2 separate regions of the Homo sapiens genome follow, and region 2 is linked to region 1. The links are chromatin contacts, found by Hi-C or POLR2A ChIA-PET in ENCODE. All regions are on one chromosome and are shown on one strand. The core of a region is the stretch at or near the end of the contact, and the rest is flanking DNA. Distances in the headings are between cores, read along the strand shown.

The links. A loop is a pair of places that touch in the nucleus more often than their neighbours do. ChIA-PET counts read pairs that join two places held with the same protein, here RNA polymerase II (POLR2A). Pooled maps may share reads with other maps.
Region 2: a loop to region 1 is called in a pooled map, with 2.7 times the contacts of the local background. The contact joins two enhancer-like sites. A Hi-C loop is called at or near these places in 13 of 37 single-sample maps with no recorded cell type and 6 of 50 pooled maps. POLR2A ChIA-PET finds 5 or more read pairs at or near these places in 1 of 52 experiments (OCI-LY7).

Annotation. Positions count from the first base shown.
Region 1 is chr5:124,517,422-124,521,296 of GRCh38, forward strand. No RefSeq gene overlaps it. Among named protein-coding and RNA genes, the nearest start is that of LINC01170, 81 kb to the left of the region's middle. Within about 2 kb of position 2,170, at least 4 of the 41 ENCODE cell types and tissues checked have a DNase peak (open chromatin) inside an H3K27ac peak, as active enhancers do.
Region 2 is chr5:124,696,356-124,700,689 of GRCh38, forward strand. The region is part of intron 3 of ZNF608 (zinc finger protein 608); the gene reads right to left. Among named protein-coding and RNA genes, the nearest start is that of ZNF608, 48 kb to the right of the region's middle. Within about 2 kb of position 2,141, at least 7 of the 41 ENCODE cell types and tissues checked have a DNase peak (open chromatin) inside an H3K27ac peak, as active enhancers do.

The DNA of each region.
Region 1 (3,875 bases), core at 920-3,419:
CCCCACTGACCTTGCATATAGCGGGTACTCTATAAATATTAATCTAACTAAATGAAACTATTCTTCCTAAGATAATCATGAAGGTTTCTCTGTCTTTTCTTGGTATAAATATCAGCTCACAATCCTTGGAAAATTTTTCAGTGCCTGGACACACAGAAGTTATAGGTAAGTGCAGAATTCAGTGGCCCAGCTGGACTGCATCAGTAAATAATACTGAGCATATTTTCTTGTCCTGCCAGAAAAAAAAATAAAAAGGCAGTTTCACAAAAGAGATGCTATGGGGTGCTATGAAAATAACACTGGACTAGAGTCTGGAAAATTGAGTTCTTGTTCCAGCTCTGGCCTTAACTCACTGTGGGACCTGTGTATTCACATCAACTCACCCAGCCTCAGTTTCTTTAGACATAAAGGGATGGAGTCGAACCTCTGAAGTCCTTTCCAGATGACACATGCAATACTGCATGAATTGTGCAACCGAAAGGAATTTTTAGATAATTTTTTCAAAAACTTTGCAGTGTTTGTACATGAGATCTAGAGTAAGAAAATTTGGGGAGAAAGTAATCTTTAGCATCCTCTTACCTCTCCTTGTTAAGGCCCTTTTTTATTTCCGTGCCCTGCTCACTGTGTCCCTTGGTCATCCGGCATCCCCTCCTCCCCCATTAGTGTTTAGTTGAAAATTCACTATCCTGAATTCACATCAAAGCTTATTTATTTTTCCCATTTTCCTTTGATATAGGAATCAGCTAAGTTCTAAATAATAAATGTCAGCTAAACATTTGTAACTCCCCAGTGTGTATAGACTTGATGGTAGCAGTTCCCTGAATCCTTTGGGGGAAGCTGAAGGCACCAGATCCTCCCTCCCCAGAAACAGGGGTAGTCACCTTATGCATATATGACCCAGAGCTGGCCTAGAAGATGCTCTTGTCTAGGGCTTTGAATCCTAGCATTGTAATGCCAAAGCACGAGAACTGCTTGGATTCACCTACAGCAGGAGATGTGATAGGAAGGAATATCCTCATTAATTGAGGAGGAGGCTGCAGATGGAGAGGTTGTCCCTTCAGTAGCAGAAGTCCTGTCCTATAGTACTGGTGGTAGTGACATTCTGGTCAGGCTGCTTCTGCTAAAACATGACGGCACTACTCCCTGATTGTTGACTCTCCTGGCTTCTGTCCACTTTCCCAATTCTAGTTCTTCAATCTCCTATCAATTCTGAAGCCCCCAAGAACTTTGTGAAATTTCACCTATTTGCTTAACGACACTGGAGACCATTTGTGTCCCTCACAACTAAAAGATTCCTAATGAACTTAGAGATTGTGGCTGATAATTAGATAGTTTGCTACTGTAAGCAGAATATATTTCTTCTTAACAGAGCTTGCCTGGTTTGACCATTGAGCTGCCTAAAGCATGTTATTGTTTCTATAGTGTCAACAAATATGCTATCCCATTTCATCCTCTCATTGATCCCAGAAGGGCACAAGATATAAAAATATAAATATTTCCAGCTGGGCATGGAAGCTCACATCTGTAACTCCATATTTCCAGCTAGGCATGGCAGCTCACATCTGTAATCCCAACACTTTGGGAGGCCGAGGCAGGAGGATCACTTGAGGCCAGGAGTTTGAGACCAGCTTGATCACATAGAGAGATCTTGTTTCTACAAAAAATTCAAAAATTAAACAGGCATGGTGGCTTGCGCCTGTAGTTCTAGCTACTTGGGAGGCTGAGGGGAGTGGATCACTTGAGCCCAGGAGTTTGAGATTGCAGTGGGCTAGGATTGCACCACTGTACTCCAGCCTGGGTAAAAGAGTGAAACCCTGTCTCCAAAATAAAAAAAAAAAGAAAAGAAAAATAAATAAATATTTCTAACTCAGTGGTGGTAAATTTAAGGTTCCCAGATAGTAATTGACTTGACCAAGGTCAATGCAGTATTAAGGAATAAATCAAGATTCATAACCAGAACTGATCTATGTTCAGTCCTTTTTTACTATACCACTTTGTCTTCTCCAAAGGAGTTGCTTTAACTGCAATAGCCCAACATAGAAAAGGCTTTTTTATCAGCAGATGGAAGGGAATGCTCCTGAAATTTTGCCCAAAGGACTGGCCCCTTGCTTGTACAGGCATAAGTAATCACCAGCTTGCTTAATTCTAGCTCTGCACATTGCCATGACTCAGTGCCACTGGCTCTCCAACAGGATATAAATAGACCCTCAGAGGAAAAGCAGATTCATGACAATTAACAGTCTATGTGGTATAGCACAGCCACAGAAACTAAATGGCTATACCGATTGTGCCCCCTTAAAAGGTGTAAAACTTCCTCTTTCATATTTCATTTCAGCCTGTAACTTTTTTGACATTGTCATATCACCTCCCCGTCCCTGCTATTTTGACTTCTTCCGGATCTGGATGCAGTATGAATTCTAGAAGTACAAATTCTTTAAAATGCCACCCAAGAGGCTTAATCTATTTTCTAAATTTCCACCTGTCTGAAGTCTGTCCTGTACACCTTCTTCTAATCTAAACACTTGTTTTTTAGTGTTGCTTCTTAAAAGAACGAGCAGGCCTTAAAAGCTGATGTTTTGGCAAAGACAGAGTACAGGAAAAGTTACCTGAACTAAGCAACTTGGAGAAACAAGTTTGAAAGATAGTTCCCCAGCTGCAAGTGGTGTGTGAGGGGTAGACCACACCTGGGTCTGAGGGTTGGTTAAGCTAGTGAGTGAGTATCAGAGATGGATTAAAATGACTGTGGCTATAAGGAAGATGAATAGAGCAAGAGCATGAATAATGACACCAGAATAACAGGCATATTTCCATTCCTCTTTATACACAATTGAGCCACTAGAATTTGAAAGCAGACTTGTAATTGCTAGAGAACCTCACTCATTAGAAGGAGTAATTTTGAAGGGGAACATTCCTAGGGATTGAAGATGGTATAACAACTGTGTGAGACTCCCCTAAGAAGTGTGTGAAAGAGGAGACTAGCAGTGAGCAACTCTACTTCCTGCTACAATTCACTGTGGACAGGGAACAACTCCTATGGAACTTCATGAAGGAGGCCTAAACCTCTGTCATCCACTGGGTTTTGTGAGCAGCCCCATTCTGCTTTCTATCATGGAGAGTAACAAGAAATTGAAAATGAATATGAGTTTTGTGGCTTACAGATATGTAAACATTCATATCCTTCACAGAGGCCGGGCACGGTGGCTCACGCCTGTAATCCCAGCACTTTGGGGGGCCGAGGCGGACGGATCACCAGGTCAGGAGATCAAGACCATCCTGGCTAACACTGTGAAACCCCGTCTCTACTAAAAATACAAAACATTAGCCGGGCTCGGTGGCGGGCGCCTGTAGTTCCAGCAACTAGGGAGGCTGAGGCAGGAGAATGGCGTGAACTTGGGTAGCGGAGCTTGCAGTCAGCCGAGATAGCACCACTGCACTCTGGCCTAGGCGAAAGAGCGACACTCCGCCTCAAAAAAAAAAAAAAGAGTTAGATCGCAGAAAATTAAAAAAAGATAACAGCCAGAAAAAAAATGGTATATAGCCCACATCCCTGGGGTAGGGCCAGCAGTAAAAATGGAAGAGAGAGAGCAGGGAAGCCTACTTGTGACCCTTTAACATGACTGAAACGATTCTGCCATCCAGACTACCCAAAGAGATTCACTTTATCAGTCAGTGTTTTTTACTGCAGACAACAGAATCTATTATTGATAATATAAAGAGAAAGGGAATTATTATAGAAAGTAACCGAGCTCACAAAGCCATTGGGTGATTTGAAAGAACAGGCTCTAAACAGAAATTTCAGAAACAACTTCCTTAGCTCCTCCAGAGAAGTGCCACATTAAAAGATTTGGTTGCAACACAGGCCTCGGTTGCAATTA
Region 2 (4,334 bases), core at 891-3,390, 180 kb after region 1:
CTCATTAAAATGGTAGTCACTATCATAAGTTGCCCTTTGTATTTTCATTGCCCGCCAAAAACTCTGATTCTCTCAGCACATTCTATATTTGCTACATTAACAACTTTCCTTAATACTATGGGGTTCTGAGTCATCTAAAAAATAATTCAGCAGAGGCCACACAGAAATAGAAGTATTGCATTGGACTCACTTGAGAAATCAACAGTAGGGTCCACTCTTCCCATATCAATAAATTAGGAAGAGTGGTACTACCAGTTGTTTGTTAAGCCTCTTAAATCCTCTGTGGAGTTCATGTTGAGGAGCAAAGCCAGACCCTCTTCCTCATCAGCACAGTGATTAAACAACCCTGCTCACCTGCCATAGCATCTTGATAGACACTATCTGCTCTGTGAGGTAAGTAGGACGGGTGTCCCTATGTCCATTTTATACCTGGGAAAGTGAAGCAATAATACATGTGTCTTCCTTACAGAGAAAAAGTCAAGGAACTTGCAAAGGGCTAAGACATCAACTCTTTGCCATGAGACAGTGGTTCTCAACCTTGTTTGCACATTAGAATCACCTAGGGAGCTTTGACAAAACACCAATACCAAACCAGACCAAAATGCCAACCCAGACTAAACAAATGCCTGGGGTGGTGCCTGGGCATTAGTGGGTTTTAAAAGCTCCCAAGGTGATTCAAAGGCACAGCACCGAGAACCCTCTTTGGCAAGTACCACTTTTCTTTCTCTCACTTTCTTTTCTTCATGGCTTTACTTAACCAGTAAGAAAGTAAAAGCGTCGTGAATGATAGAGTGGCAGAGCAGTAGTAAATAACGGTCGGAATAACGGCGACAGATGCAGCTAAACCAAGTATGTTCTCAGGTAAGGCCAAAAAAAAAAAAAAAAGCCAATAAGAAACATGATTCAATAAAAATCAAAAGGAAACACATTCATAAAGGCTAAAAAGCCAAGTTCAGCACATATGTATTTACACATATTGCTATATACACCATGTTTTTTCTGGTTTGTTTTGTTATTTTTTTTTTAAAGAGCAAATTTTCAAACAAATGACTATACAGAGGCATGTGTGTCCCAAATGGCAGGAATAAATGCTAAGGAAATTCTTTCCAACATCTGTGAGTAATTTTGTACCATACATCATTGGTCCTATGCATTTACCTTAAAGAAAAAAGATCAGAGTAGAATTACCAAACATCCAAATGCAGTAATAGTTTTTCTCTCCTATTAGGCATGATCTGAAACCCACTAATTTTTTCCAGAGGGAACTTCACTAGTAACACTTTATTCCTGAGCACAACTTGGTTCTTAGACAACCAGTACTTCATGTACTGGCAGTAACACTAGGGGAAAGACTGACTAAAAGAATCCTCCTCTAATGAGAAACTCCAAACACAAGAAACAATTAAGTATTGAATGGGGATCCTCCTAGTCCAGTCTTGCGATTCCCAACCATCCAAATAAATCACAGTAATATTCAATATTCCCCCCAAAGAGTGCAGGCATGAACTCTTAAAATTCTAGGATCTTAAAACACACACACATATATGACCTTCACAGACATATGAACGCACGTAACAAATTAGGTTTGTGGAAAACACTACCAGTTACACAATACTCTCTCTCCAAGTGAAAATACCAGGGACGGGGTTTTATTCAACTCCATCTACAGGACATTAGTCAAAGGCACCTGACAGTTTTATAAATGCTCAACTTGAAGCTCTTTGTTAGTGAAACCTCACACTACAAAACTATTGTAGCTTACTCTCCCCTCCCCTTCTCCTGGAATCCCTCTCTTTCAGCTCTGCCAAATAACTGGCTCCCAATGTGTTTGTTCTGTGTCTCTCTTTGTTTCTCCCAAAAGGAAAAAATTAATGGTCAAGTGGGTTTAATTTTTAAATTGGTACAAGAGCTTTAAACACACTATAGTGAGAAAAATGCAAATGGAACGCTCTTGCAAATGGTTGCACATTAAACATACATCTTATGACCCAGGCCTTTACTAAGATGAGTTCTTAAATTCTTTGGAGGTCAGAAGTTTAGTTTATTCAGCAAGAATAACTCTATTAACAGCTCCAGCTCCTTCTTGTCACCACAGTAAACATCCACACATTCCAAATCCTGGAAAATGTGAGGCAGTAAAGAGAAGGCTGGGGCTGCCAACAGCCTGAAAACCTTCTAAAGCTATCAGTCCGCTGTACGAATGTACAAAGATATTCACAGAAATGGATGGAACAGAGCACGTATAAAGGCAGTTGGACTCAGGAGACCAGTTTTTCAGAGGACAGAGTGGAACTGGTGAGGCTTTATGTATATCACTATCAAATAATAACAACAGTAATAATACCTTACAGCTCTTTAAGCATATGCCCAGAATTCCACACCAACTTATGTACTGCTATAGTTTTTAAACCCAGATTTTTTTCCTAAATAATCTTATCTTTGAGAAGAGGCTAAGGTTAAAAGTCAAAACTAAGCAGACTTCTAAGCAAAGTGAAAAATAACCCAAGCTTTACAGCTGTTCCAGAAAGTTTGTGGCTAATTTTATAACATCTACCACCCAGTGAGGTCACACTGCAGGGACTTAGTCCTACTCCACACTTGAATAAATAAAATCATGACAAGCAATAAACTGATGGGAGTGCTAAGTCATAGCTAAGAAATGGGAAGACAGCATTTCACGCTAATGAGTAAATTATCCAAGTACAAAAAAATCTGATGTTCAAGTTTAGGGAAATTACCCTTACACTTTCCAAATATTTTTCTGTTCCTGAAAATGTGCACCTAAACAAATTCACTGTGACCTTATTAAGATCTTCAATACTTTTTTATACTTTTCACACTGAGTGTCAGTCTGAACGCCTTATCCACCATTTCCCTTAGAGAAAATCTAAGGGAAGGCAAACTGCACAACCCAAGAGAATAACATGATAGAAGCTTGCTCCCCACATGGGACCCCTTGTACTGGAGGGTGGCTGAACAGACAAGCAAGATGAGACAAATTCTGGCTCCTCCTACATCAGTTCCTCCCAATGTGGTTCCACAGTATAGTTTCAAATGGCTTCCCAGAATATCTGAAAAACCCAAATTAAAAGTACAAAATGAAAGAAGAGACCCAAAACTCAAAAATTTCTAAAGCCAAAAAAGTAAATTTTAATCACTTCCCTCTGAGCAAACAAAAGCTGACCATAGCTACTTTCAGTCCTTTTCTCTGATTCTTTCTTGTGTATTGTCTTTATTTATACTTACCAGTGCTATCTACAAATATTTTTATTTAACTACGAAACATATCGCACAAGAGTATATTTAATGTAATATGTAGAATTCAGAGTTCTCTAACAACCTTTGTTTTCTACCTTGAAACAGCTTGAGCTGTTTTCTATCTTTTAAGAATTATACTCAACACTTGTCATCTGATTTTCATTTATTTTTATCTTCTTCTTTCATTTCCCAGTTTGTCACTATCCTTAACTATTTTTTCTCAACTACTTCTTGCCCAGCAATTACCCTCAATATTCCCCATCCACTCAGCCACTTTTGAATACATTTCACCTTCTCCCTTTGAGTTTCGGCCCTCAGTTTTTCTCCCTTGATTCAGAGGAATCTGATGAATAATTGTGAGTCTCAGACCCTTCTTGTTACCCTCATCCTGCCCTTACTCCTCTGGCAAATGACCATGATATCAACAACTGTCATCTCCCTTATCTTTGACCGATCTAACTTACAGAGAAAAAAAAGTTCCCCCACCCCTTCATTTTTCTTTGTTCTCTGGTCCACTCTGAAGCACCCTGGAGCATGCTTCTTCCTTATCTCTTCTACTCTACTCACTCCCCAATGGAGCACTACAGATCTTCTTGGTAGTTAGTTTTCAATTATTGGTTGGCTTGTTAGTGACACTGGCCATATGAAACACTTCATACCTGGTGGTCATGTGCTATGAGACATGGTCAACCATGATTTGGATCCACTATCAGCATGGCATATGCTCTGATTTATATTCCAATAGCAATGATAGATTAATCCTGATCCATTTCCTTTGAACCTTGTTTCTCTTGTGGCTAATGGATTGCATTTGCCAAATGGCTTGCCGAGTTAAGGAACAGAAAAGGTTTTACGTCTCTGGCCATAGAAGAGAAGTGACCGGCTTACTAGGGCTTAAGTCTTTGGCCCTGGCCTCATTACTTCTGAGCACCAGCTGGCCACAGCCACATCATGACAATGATCCTCACTATGTGCAAGAACCTTGGCTCAATTCAGAAAGTAAATATAAGCCTCTACAACACAAAAACAACCATGTCAAGACAGACACATTTGTTGGCACCCTAAGAATTAAATAA